Linked DNA regions of Homo sapiens: all the other regions are linked to region 2. A link is a contact called in ENCODE Hi-C or POLR2A ChIA-PET data. All regions are on one chromosome and are shown on one strand. The core of a region is the stretch at or near the end of the contact, and the rest is flanking DNA. Distances in the headings are between cores, read along the strand shown.

The links. A loop is a pair of places that touch in the nucleus more often than their neighbours do. ChIA-PET counts read pairs that join two places held with the same protein, here RNA polymerase II (POLR2A). Pooled maps may share reads with other maps.
Region 1: a loop to region 2 is called in a pooled map, with 2.9 times the contacts of the local background. The contact joins the enhancer-like site here to the promoter of CAMSAP2 in region 2. A Hi-C loop is called at or near these places in 2 of 50 pooled maps. POLR2A ChIA-PET finds 5 or more read pairs at or near these places in 4 of 52 experiments (HepG2, MCF 10A and WTC11).
Region 3: a map with no recorded cell type shows a loop between it and region 2 (4-fold over the local background). The contact joins the enhancer-like site here to the promoter of CAMSAP2 in region 2. A Hi-C loop is called at or near these places in 2 of 37 single-sample maps with no recorded cell type and 6 of 50 pooled maps. POLR2A ChIA-PET finds 5 or more read pairs at or near these places in 5 of 52 experiments (HepG2, MCF 10A, WTC11 and 1 more).

Annotation. Positions count from the first base shown.
Region 1 is chr1:200,906,612-200,909,456 of GRCh38, reverse strand. It overlaps INAVA (innate immunity activator), which reads right to left. Exons shown (of 10, transcript NM_001142569.3): 6 at 1,570-1,623; 7 at 517-727; 8 at 60-233. Among named protein-coding and RNA genes, the nearest start is that of INAVA, 13 kb to the right of the region's middle. Within about 2 kb of position 1,455, at least 3 of the 41 ENCODE cell types and tissues checked have a DNase peak (open chromatin) inside an H3K27ac peak, as active enhancers do.
Region 2 is chr1:200,737,496-200,740,691 of GRCh38, reverse strand. CAMSAP2 (calmodulin regulated spectrin associated protein family member 2) reads right to left here and starts at 1,799. Exons shown (of 17, transcript NM_203459.4): 1 at 726-1,799. The coding sequence starts at 864. RefSeq lists silencers at 990-1,059, 1,090-1,449 and an enhancer at 2,090-2,169.
Region 3 is chr1:200,886,555-200,889,793 of GRCh38, reverse strand. No RefSeq gene overlaps it. Among named protein-coding and RNA genes, the nearest start is that of INAVA, 6.7 kb to the left of the region's middle. Within about 2 kb of position 1,358, at least 4 of the 41 ENCODE cell types and tissues checked have a DNase peak (open chromatin) inside an H3K27ac peak, as active enhancers do.

The DNA.
Region 1 (2,845 bases), core at 206-2,705, 170 kb before region 2:
ACCCTCCAACGATAAGCTCTAAGTGGGTCCCCCATCTCTCTGGGGAAGCTGTCTCTTACCTCAGAGACTGCGACTGGCCCCTCCTCCCCTGTATCTCAGGGGTGGCTGGGGCACTGGTGCGGCCCTGCCACTGGCCAGGAACACCACGGATGGGAACCACGTGGTAGGAGGCAGGCTCCAGAAGCCACAGGCTGGAGGCACTGGGCCCATCCTGTGGTGTGGTGGCTGGGCTGCTGCAAAAGGATTAGAGACAGGTCAGTGGCAGGAATGCCTCCATTCAGGGGCTCAAGAGGTGCAGAAGAATGGGGATGCAGTGGAAGGGGCTCCCAAAGTTAGTAGGGCAAACTGCCAGCACCCTTGGGGAACTATCAAGGCTCACACCTCCATCCCACGACTGCAGGAGCTCTCTCCTCCACCTTTCCACTTTTCCATCTGCCCAGCCTATAGCCATCCCCAGCATAGCTCCCACCGACTCCCTGCCCTGCCCTGCCCTTCTCCCTTCCCCCTGATCCTGACCTGGACTCGCTCCAGGGCTCAGAAGACTTCCTGGGCTTCTCATAGGGGTGGTCCAGGCTGGTTTCCTTCCAGGGGCTGTTCTGGACTGGAGCCCGTTCTGGGCTCCCAGCCTCAGGTCCTGTTGGCTGCAGACCCTCAAGGGTTTGGGGTGGGAGAGGCCGAGAAGGTGGGGCTGGAGACTCTGGAGGAGGTTTTGGCACTTGGGATTCCTCTGCAGGAGTAAAAGAAACCTGGTAAGGCCAGAGGCTGGGGGAACCGGCCCAACAAGAACCTCCACAAACCACAGCCCATGCCTCGCCGCTCTCCCTCCCATGCTGGCTTGTGCAGCTGCTGCAGGCCATGGCTCCAGCCCTAGATGCTCAAACATGTTTTCTTCTCCTTTGGGACTTACTTCTTCCCACACAGCCCTATTTTATGCCTTCCTCCTTCAAGAAGCCTCCCAGATTGACTCTCTTGGGCTTACAGTGCTCCACTTTCTAACCTTTGTTCCTGGTACCATGTCTGCAGTTATCTTTTGTTTACCTATTTTTCTTGTTCCTGCCATGCCCATATGGCCTATTTATTTCCTTATTGGCTTGGGCACTCCCCTGGGCAGGACTGCAACAGCTTCTCGATCCACCTTGACCCTGGCATCCTCATGGTTTGTACACAGGGTTCTTAATCTATAGACTTGTGTTTCCTTCCTGCTCCCTTCTTTTAAAAAACAGCAATGATTGTGGGCAGATTGCTCTTTGGCTCTGACTGGTGCATCTTGAAATCACACCCAAGGGTGAAGGAGGGACATCTGGGGTTGATCAGCTCTCTTGGAGTTCACCTTTCCTTTCCCTGTAAAAATAATGAGCTTCCAGAATGGGAGATGATCGCACATTCCCCATCTTCAACTGAGCATGTGCAAGGACATGCGGAAATTGACATGAAGTCCAAGCGGAAACCCTAAGCCTGGCACCCTAGCCTTCACTCCCACTTAAATTCCACACCAGCAAACTGCCCAAACCCCATGGTCTTGCAGTAGGAGTCCAGCCTTGACAATAGTCCCCCAAACGTCCTTCTCACCTTCCTCCAGGAGGAGCCCATCTGACAGGGAGCTGTCATCAGAGGCACTGAGCTCTGCGAAAGACAAAGGGGAGAGAAGAGAAGGAAGTGAAGAAATGAACAAACAGATATGAGTAACCAGCAGTGCTGAGCAGCTCAGGCCTGATCACTCCCCCAGGACAGCATCAGTTATGAGGAAATACCCTCTGTGTGCTAAATACACATTGGGAGTGATTTTTTTTTTTTTTAAGAGACAGGGTCTTACCCTGTGGCCCAGGCTGGAGTGCAGTGGTGTGATCATGGCTCACTGCAGCCTTGACCTCCCAGGCTCAAGGGATCCTCCCACCTCAGCCTCACAAGTAGCTGAGACCACAGGGGCATGCCAGCACACCCAGCTAAATTATTTTATTTTTTTTGTAGAGAAGAGGTCTTGCTGTCTTGCCCAGGCTGATCTTGAACTCCTAGGCTCAAGTGATCATCCCACCTTGGCCTCCCAAAGTGCTGGGATTATAGGCATGAGCCACTGTGCCTGGCCTGGCTGTAAACTTACTACATGGAAGTAGAAAAAAATAGAAGGCAGAGCTAGGAGACAGGAAACCTGATTTTAATCCTGACTCTGATACTAGCTATGCAACCTTGAATAAACCATTTCAATGCTCTAGACCTCAGTTTCCCCACCTGTCAAAAAAAAAGAAAAAGGGTGTCCTCTGGCAGGGCTTCTTGGTAGTGGAAAGGAAAGACAAAGGGTCATTTTGGAAGGCCCTTAGGATAAAAAGAATTTCATGGCCAGGCGCGGTGGTTCATGCCTGTAATCCCAGCATTTTAGGAGGCCAAGGCAGCAGATGGCTTAAGCCCAGGAGTTCAAGACCCACCTGGGCAAGATGGTGAAATCTGGTCTCTACAAAAAATACGAAAATTAGCCAGGCATGATGGTGCATGCCTGTAGTCCCAGCTACTTGGGAACCTGAGATGGGAAGATCACTTGAGCCTGGGAGGTCGAGGCTGCAGTGAGCCGTGATCACACCACCGCACTCCAGCCTGGGCAACAGAGTGAGACCCTGTCTCAAATAAAAAAAAGGGAATTTCACTCTAACTTTTGTATAATCATCTCACATCACAAACACAATTCAAAGATCCCAATGTGAGACCTCCTGTGTTACCAACAACAAGAGGAACGCAAGGTAGGAATTTGAATTTAAGATAAGGTCTGGCCAGCTGGCCCCAGGGAAGTTTCTTCAGTTGGTGATCTGGCAAGTCACCTGAAGGAAATTCAGTGTGACTTTACTTCATGGTATAG
Region 2 (3,196 bases), core at 550-3,049:
CGAAAAACTCATCTATTAAAAAACTTCCCAAAGTAGGGAGTTTTTGTTTCTTTTAATTTATGAAGCCAAAATACATTTGGAAAAAAGAATATGCCTCACTGATAATATGAAATGAAAACTGCACCCTACAGTCAGCAAACTGAACGCTGGTTTTAAATAACTGATTTAATAAGAACTTAACATGCGTGCAGAAGGCTGATACAGCCTTAAAGAATGACAACAAAAATTAATACTGCACTCGACACAGGCCACCTTACATCCAACGGAGCCTGAATAGCAGCCATCATTACAAATGTCAAAATCAATATAGTACTATGCACCATCCACCTTCTTGCAATAATAAAGAAACCAACTCAGATTTCTTGGTGGTGTAATCACAATTATGACTGAGGCAGAAATGTACGCAACACAATGAAGAAAATACCACAAATCAAAACCACTCTATGTAAAAACATAAAATTGCTCACTGGGGGATGGGGGGGACATTTTGCCATCCAATAAAAGGAATCTGGCCAAATCCCACCTGACCATTCACGTGCCCTTCATTGAAGACCAAACCTGCTTTCCTTATTTCTCCTTTCTTTCTCTTCCTAGCCTCCCATCATCTCCCTTAACCTGTACGAGAAGACAGGCACGGGGAGGGAGGGATTCGAGAATCGGGAACAAAAACCGAGATGTGGACCACATCAGGAGGAAGAGGGGAGGGAAAGGGTGACACCACTAACCTGTCCCAAAGGCTTTGGCCACCAGCCAGGCCAGATTGCAGGCGATTTTGGCCCTGGAGAAATCATAGTGGTCAAAAGGCTTGATGGCTGGAACAATGAACGTCTTTCTCATCTCCCTGGGGTCTGCAGCATCCCCCATCTTTCACCGCGGCTCCTCGGGATGTCCCGGCCCTAACCTTCACATGGCGTGGCCTCGCCACCACGGGGGTCGGGAGGGAGGGAGAAGCAAGCTCAAACCATCGGGGCCCGGGCGATGTCCGCCCGGGCGCCGACGGAGGAGAAGCTCAGCTGTCCGCGCCGCGCGCCTGCCGCCTCCCGCGGGAGCCGCCGCCGCCGCCGCCGCCGCTCCCGGGCATAGGAATGTGGCGGCGCCGTCTCCGTCCGTCCGTCCGCGCGAGGTCCGCCCCGTGCCCGCGCCCCTCCGAGCCACCCGCCCCGCGAGCCCGCGTGTGAGCGAGGCCGCCTCCCCTTTGTCTCGGTTTAGTCACACGGGCTTGGGGGAGGGTGGAGGCTGGAAGGGCCCGGAATTTTAAGGGAGGGGGGATGGGGGGAGCCTTCAACAATCACGTTGTGGAAAATGTCCCCGCCATCGCGATGCCCGCACGCCCTCGCCTCCCTCTCCCCTTCCCTCGGAGCGGGGAGACCCCTCAGGCCCCGGGTGGGCGGAGGGACGAGCAGGACGAGGGGGAAGCGCGGGGCGAGCTGGCCCACCCAGCGCAGCCCGGCCCCTGCCCGCCGGAGACGCAGCAGCGGAAAACGTCAAAATCACTGCGGCTCACAGGCCGCCGCCGGCCCGTCCCCTCCTCTGTGCTCCCTCCCGTCGCCGTCTCCTCCTTCCCCTGCCGCCGTCGCCGCTGCCGTCTCCCGGGTCTTCCTCCCTTGCTGACGGCGAAGGTGGTGGCCGGGGAGAGGCCGCGAATCCCAAGCTCTCAGTTCCTGTCTTATCAGTAATGTCCTTGTAATTTTTTCCTGCCCCCCTTTCTGCAGCTCGCTGGATCGTTCCCCCTCAGCCGCCGCCGCCGCCGCTGCGGTTTTCCGGCTGCGGCACTGGATGAAGGAGCAGATGCGGAGACTGAGCATGCGCCTTCGCGCGGCTCCGACCCACCCCCCCCAACCCCCGCCCCCGCCCCCGCCCCCTCCCCGCTTCCCTCCCGTCTCCGGCCCACTGAGCATGCCCAGCCTCGCTCCCCGCCCGCGCCCGGGATTCGGGGCGGCTGCCTTTTAATCATCGCTCTGGAGTACTCGCTTCAGTGGACATCCTCCACGTCCCTGGCTTTTGGCTGCTGCTGCCTGCACTGCTGAGAGAGGAAAAGGAAGGGAGGGAGGAGGGAGAGGCCTGGCAATAGCTTTCGTATTCTACTTACACAGTGCTTCATCGAAAAGAGTTGATATTTACTTAAAATGTTCATTATGTGACACACACTTTGCAGCGAACTTGACCTGCACTATCTCATTTAGCCCTCGCAATAATCCTGAGAGGTAGATGTCATTGCTGATTGTCCACGAAAGAGAGGTGGAGTTGATTAGGTCATACATGGAACTTAACCAGGATTGAGGATCTGTGGGGGCTCCAAACCTGTGTTAATTTCATGATATCGAGATATTTTCTTAACTCAGTGCTCTCCACTTAAATTTTATCTCTGAGAGGGCACACGTCCAACAATGCCTCCCCATTCTCTCAGAAAAGAGCATAAATTCTTTCACAAAACAAGCTAATGCCCTTTGTGATCTGGCATCTACAGGCCTTTATAGCTTCATTTTGTCAGAACTGCTCTCTATTTTCTTCAATGAGCATGCCTTCTCAGATCTCTACCTCCTTGCTCAGGGTGGTTCCTCTGTCCACCCAGCTTACTCCTACTGCACCTTCAAACTCCACAGTAGTCACTTCCTCCATGAAGCCTTCCCTGACAGCTGCTGACAACTTTCCAGTCAGGGCTGTCACACAGGTGCCTCCCCTGTTGTTCCCGGAGCACCCTGTTCTTATTTCTGTCGTAGCATCTGTCACATCGTGTGGCAATAATCAGTTACTTGTCGGTTTTTCCCATTGATGACATGATGACAGGGTATATCTCCAGCAGCTATACGGTGCCCAGCCCCATAGTATAATTGCTCAATTAATGGACTACATGTGAATATTATCAAAGTTAACACATACTGAGCTTACTTAAATCACTAGCTCCTCACGTCTCATTTTAATACATTATCTAATTTTATTTTTAAGTGATTGTTGTTGTTATTATTATTATTATTGAGACGGAGTCTTGTTAAGTCGCCCAGGCTGGAGAGTGGTGGCAAGATCTCAGCTCAGTGCAATCTCCACCTTTAGGGCTCAAGCGATTCTCCTGCCTCAGCCTCCTGAGTAGCTGGGACTACAGGCGCGCACCACCACGCCCAGCTGATTTTTTGTGTATTTAGTAGAGATGGGGTTTCACCATGTTGACCAGGCTGCTCTCGAACTCCTGACCTCAGGT
Region 3 (3,239 bases), core at 109-2,608, 150 kb before region 2:
TATCTGCCTAGAGAGGGTGGCTTTTTCTAATTTGTACAAAGGCATTATATGAGGTAAGATGACTAAGAGCCTTGTGGGCTAGGTGAGGATTTAAGATTTTTATACTGAAGTTGAAGAGAAGCTACTTGAATTAATCAGCACTCTCTGAGAAACAGAACCAGTAAGATGTGTATGTATAGATAGCTATATCTAGAGAGAGAGAATGCAAGAGAGAGATTGATTGATTTTAAGGAACTGGCTCATTGGATTGTGAAAGCTGGCATATCCAGAATCTGCAGGATAGACTCTCAGGCTGGAGATCCAGGGAAGAGCTGGAGTTCAAGTTCGAAGCAACCTGCTGGCAGGATTCATTCTTGCTCCAGGGAGATCAGACTTTGTTCCAACCAGGACTTCCACAGATTGGAGGGTAATCTGCTTTACTCAAAGTCTATTAATTTCAATGTTAATCTCATCTAAAAACACACACACACACACACACAAAACAACAAAACACCGTCTAGAAACATCTGAAAAAATGTTTAACCAAATATCTGGGCACTGGGCCTAGCCAAGTTGACACGTAAAATTAACCATCACACTGCTGAAAAACGTTGACCCAGGAGATGAACTGGGCAAACTGACCTTTAGAAGATGAGTGGCATGTGAGTGGTTGGAGTGGGGAGAAAGCATAGGCAGGCAGGAATGCAGGCGAGGGCGATGGCGCCTAGACTCCTGTTGTGGCAGAGGGGAGAGAGTGGGTGAAAGGCAGAGGGAAGAGGTCAAGGGCCTCAGAAGCAGGCACCATGGAAGCAGAAACCAGAGTCCTCATTGGAAACTGACTGCTCAGCCCATGTAGGGGAAGGAAGGAGGTGCGATTTGGAAGAGGTCGCTAAGCCCCCATCAGCTCTCTCTCCTTCCCACTTTGGCTGAAGGGGCAAGCATTCTCCATCAGATGGGGTTTTCTGGGAAGTGGAAGGGAAGTGGGGAAAACCTTTGAGTTCTTGCTAGGCAGGAGAAAGGGAAGCAAAGTTGGATGTCCTTAGCTGAGCTTCTAAAAGCTGCATGGTAGCTGGGCAGCTGCTCGCACCCTGAAGCACCATCCTCCCCCATACGCAGTAGAGGGACTCACTGAGTCCTCTCCCTGCCCGGAGGGAGCTATCCTGGTCCAATTTCACAATCCTCAGGCTCTCTGGCCAGGCAGAGGAAGAGGGGGAGGAGGCTGAACTTCCCCACTCTCCCTTTCCCCCGACCCTTGCTCCAGGGGCCGGATGAGGAGAGGGAGGCGTGCCTAGACCCAGACAGTGCCCTGTCAATGCCCTGGGTGAGAAGCTCTCTGGAAACCCCAGAATGACTTGGGCCTAGGCCTCGCTTCCTCTCCTGACCACATCCTGCAGCTCACAGCCAGAGGCAGGTGCAGAAGGGGCACTGTCCTCTATTGGCCTCAGCCTCTGTGGACCAGATCCCTCTCAACTGATCGGGTGCAGGCTGGGCTGCAGGCGGGTGAGTAGCTATGCGAAACGCATACAGCTGACTTAGGAGGTCCAGCCAGGGGGCCTCACTCAGCTGCTTCAAAGTGCTTCAAAGGAAGAAAAACCCCCAAATGGGTCCAGGATACTGAATCTAGAGAGCTGCTTGGAGGAGAGGGGCAAGCCCATCACTGGGGCTCAGACTCTTGAGTTGCATGAGATGGGAAAGGAGCCTGCTCCCCAGAGACACACCAGCATCCTCCTGGCCAGCAATCCTGGGCTGGTTTCTCAATGTTCCCAGGTCCTCTCCAGGAAGTTAGGGTCCTCTTCCTACCTTCCCCGCCTCCTCTCTTTCTTCACTTTTTTTTCCCTTTGTTCTCTCTCTTTCCTCCTCCCCCTTCCTCTACAGCTCTTCTATCCTGGCTGCCTGGGCTCCCAGAAGATTTCAGGGACCACAGGACAGTGACCTCGCACTGCACATGGAGAGCACTGGCCCCTGACACGCTTTCCCCGACCTCTGCCCTTCTTGTAACTCGCTCTCCTGGGCTGGACCCCTGGGGGGTCAGATTTCTGACAGTTGCCAGAAATCTGCTCTTCTGTGTGCCCTGGAGGAAGAAAACCTAAGGGTGAAAGTGCTGGGGGGTAGAGAGCGGGGTGTGGGGTGGCCTGGAGGCTCTAATTTAACCTGGAGCCCCCTGCTTTCTGTGGCCCCACTTGGGGAGACTTGGACCCCTGCTTTGGGGAGACTTGGACCCCTGCTTTGGGGAGAGCAAAACCTGGCCCCTCTCTAACCGCAAGCCCAAGCCCCCTGCAGCATCCCTGGTCCAGTAAGCCCTAATGCCCGGGCCTCTGTGGCCATTCTCTCGCTCTTTTTTTTTTTTTTGAGACAGAGTCTCGCTCTGTCGCCAGGCTGGAGTGCAGTGGCGCGATCTCGGCTCACTACAACCTCCACCTCCCGGGTTCAAGATAAAAGCTCTCCACTGTCCTCAGTTTCTCTTGGAAAGCCCAGTTCTGTTTGCAATCAGATGGCACACAGTAAAGACACTTTGGTGCAGGTCCATGTTTCCTTCCCCGCGGGCGGTGGTGTGTAGGGTCGGGAATTTCCACGTCCCAGCTGGGCTGCACCTCAGGAAGCCTGAAACACTGGCAGGAGGTGAAGACACCGTGTCGGGGGTCTGAGGGCTGGATGATTATTACCCCTCTGTCAAAACACAAAATTATGACAAATTTAGTTAAATGATGTAATTGGCTTTTATTTGTGACTTATGAAGCTGGGTAGCATTTTTCTCTAAAAACTGAGAAAAAGTGCTCCAATGAGCTGAGCAGAGGAGGTTGGCTTTACAGGCAGAAAAGGGCTGAAGAAAGCAGAATCAGAACAAAAAGCAACCAGTTAGCATCAGGTAACTTCAGTTAACTTTCTTTGTAAAGGTTAAAGCAGAGGGGACTTCTTATCATGCTGGCTAAAACTGGCCTATCTGGGGATTTGGCTATTATCTTTCTCTCTCTCCTGTTTTCTTGGAAGGTCAGATAAACAACTTAGTTTCAGTTTGGTGACATCAAACTTTAGCATAAGTGACACCATTTTGGTTTGTTCTGTTAAGCCTAGAGCAGGAGGTCAGTCCAAATCAATGACCTCCAATAAATTTTGTTTAATACCACTAATAGCAGTTGCATTTTTCAAAGACCTTGGGCTGGAGGTGCCCTCTAAAATAGCACCTGACAGACCGGGCACAGTGGCTCACGCCTGTAATCCCAGCACTTTGGGAGGCCAAGGCGAGCAGATCACCTGAGGTC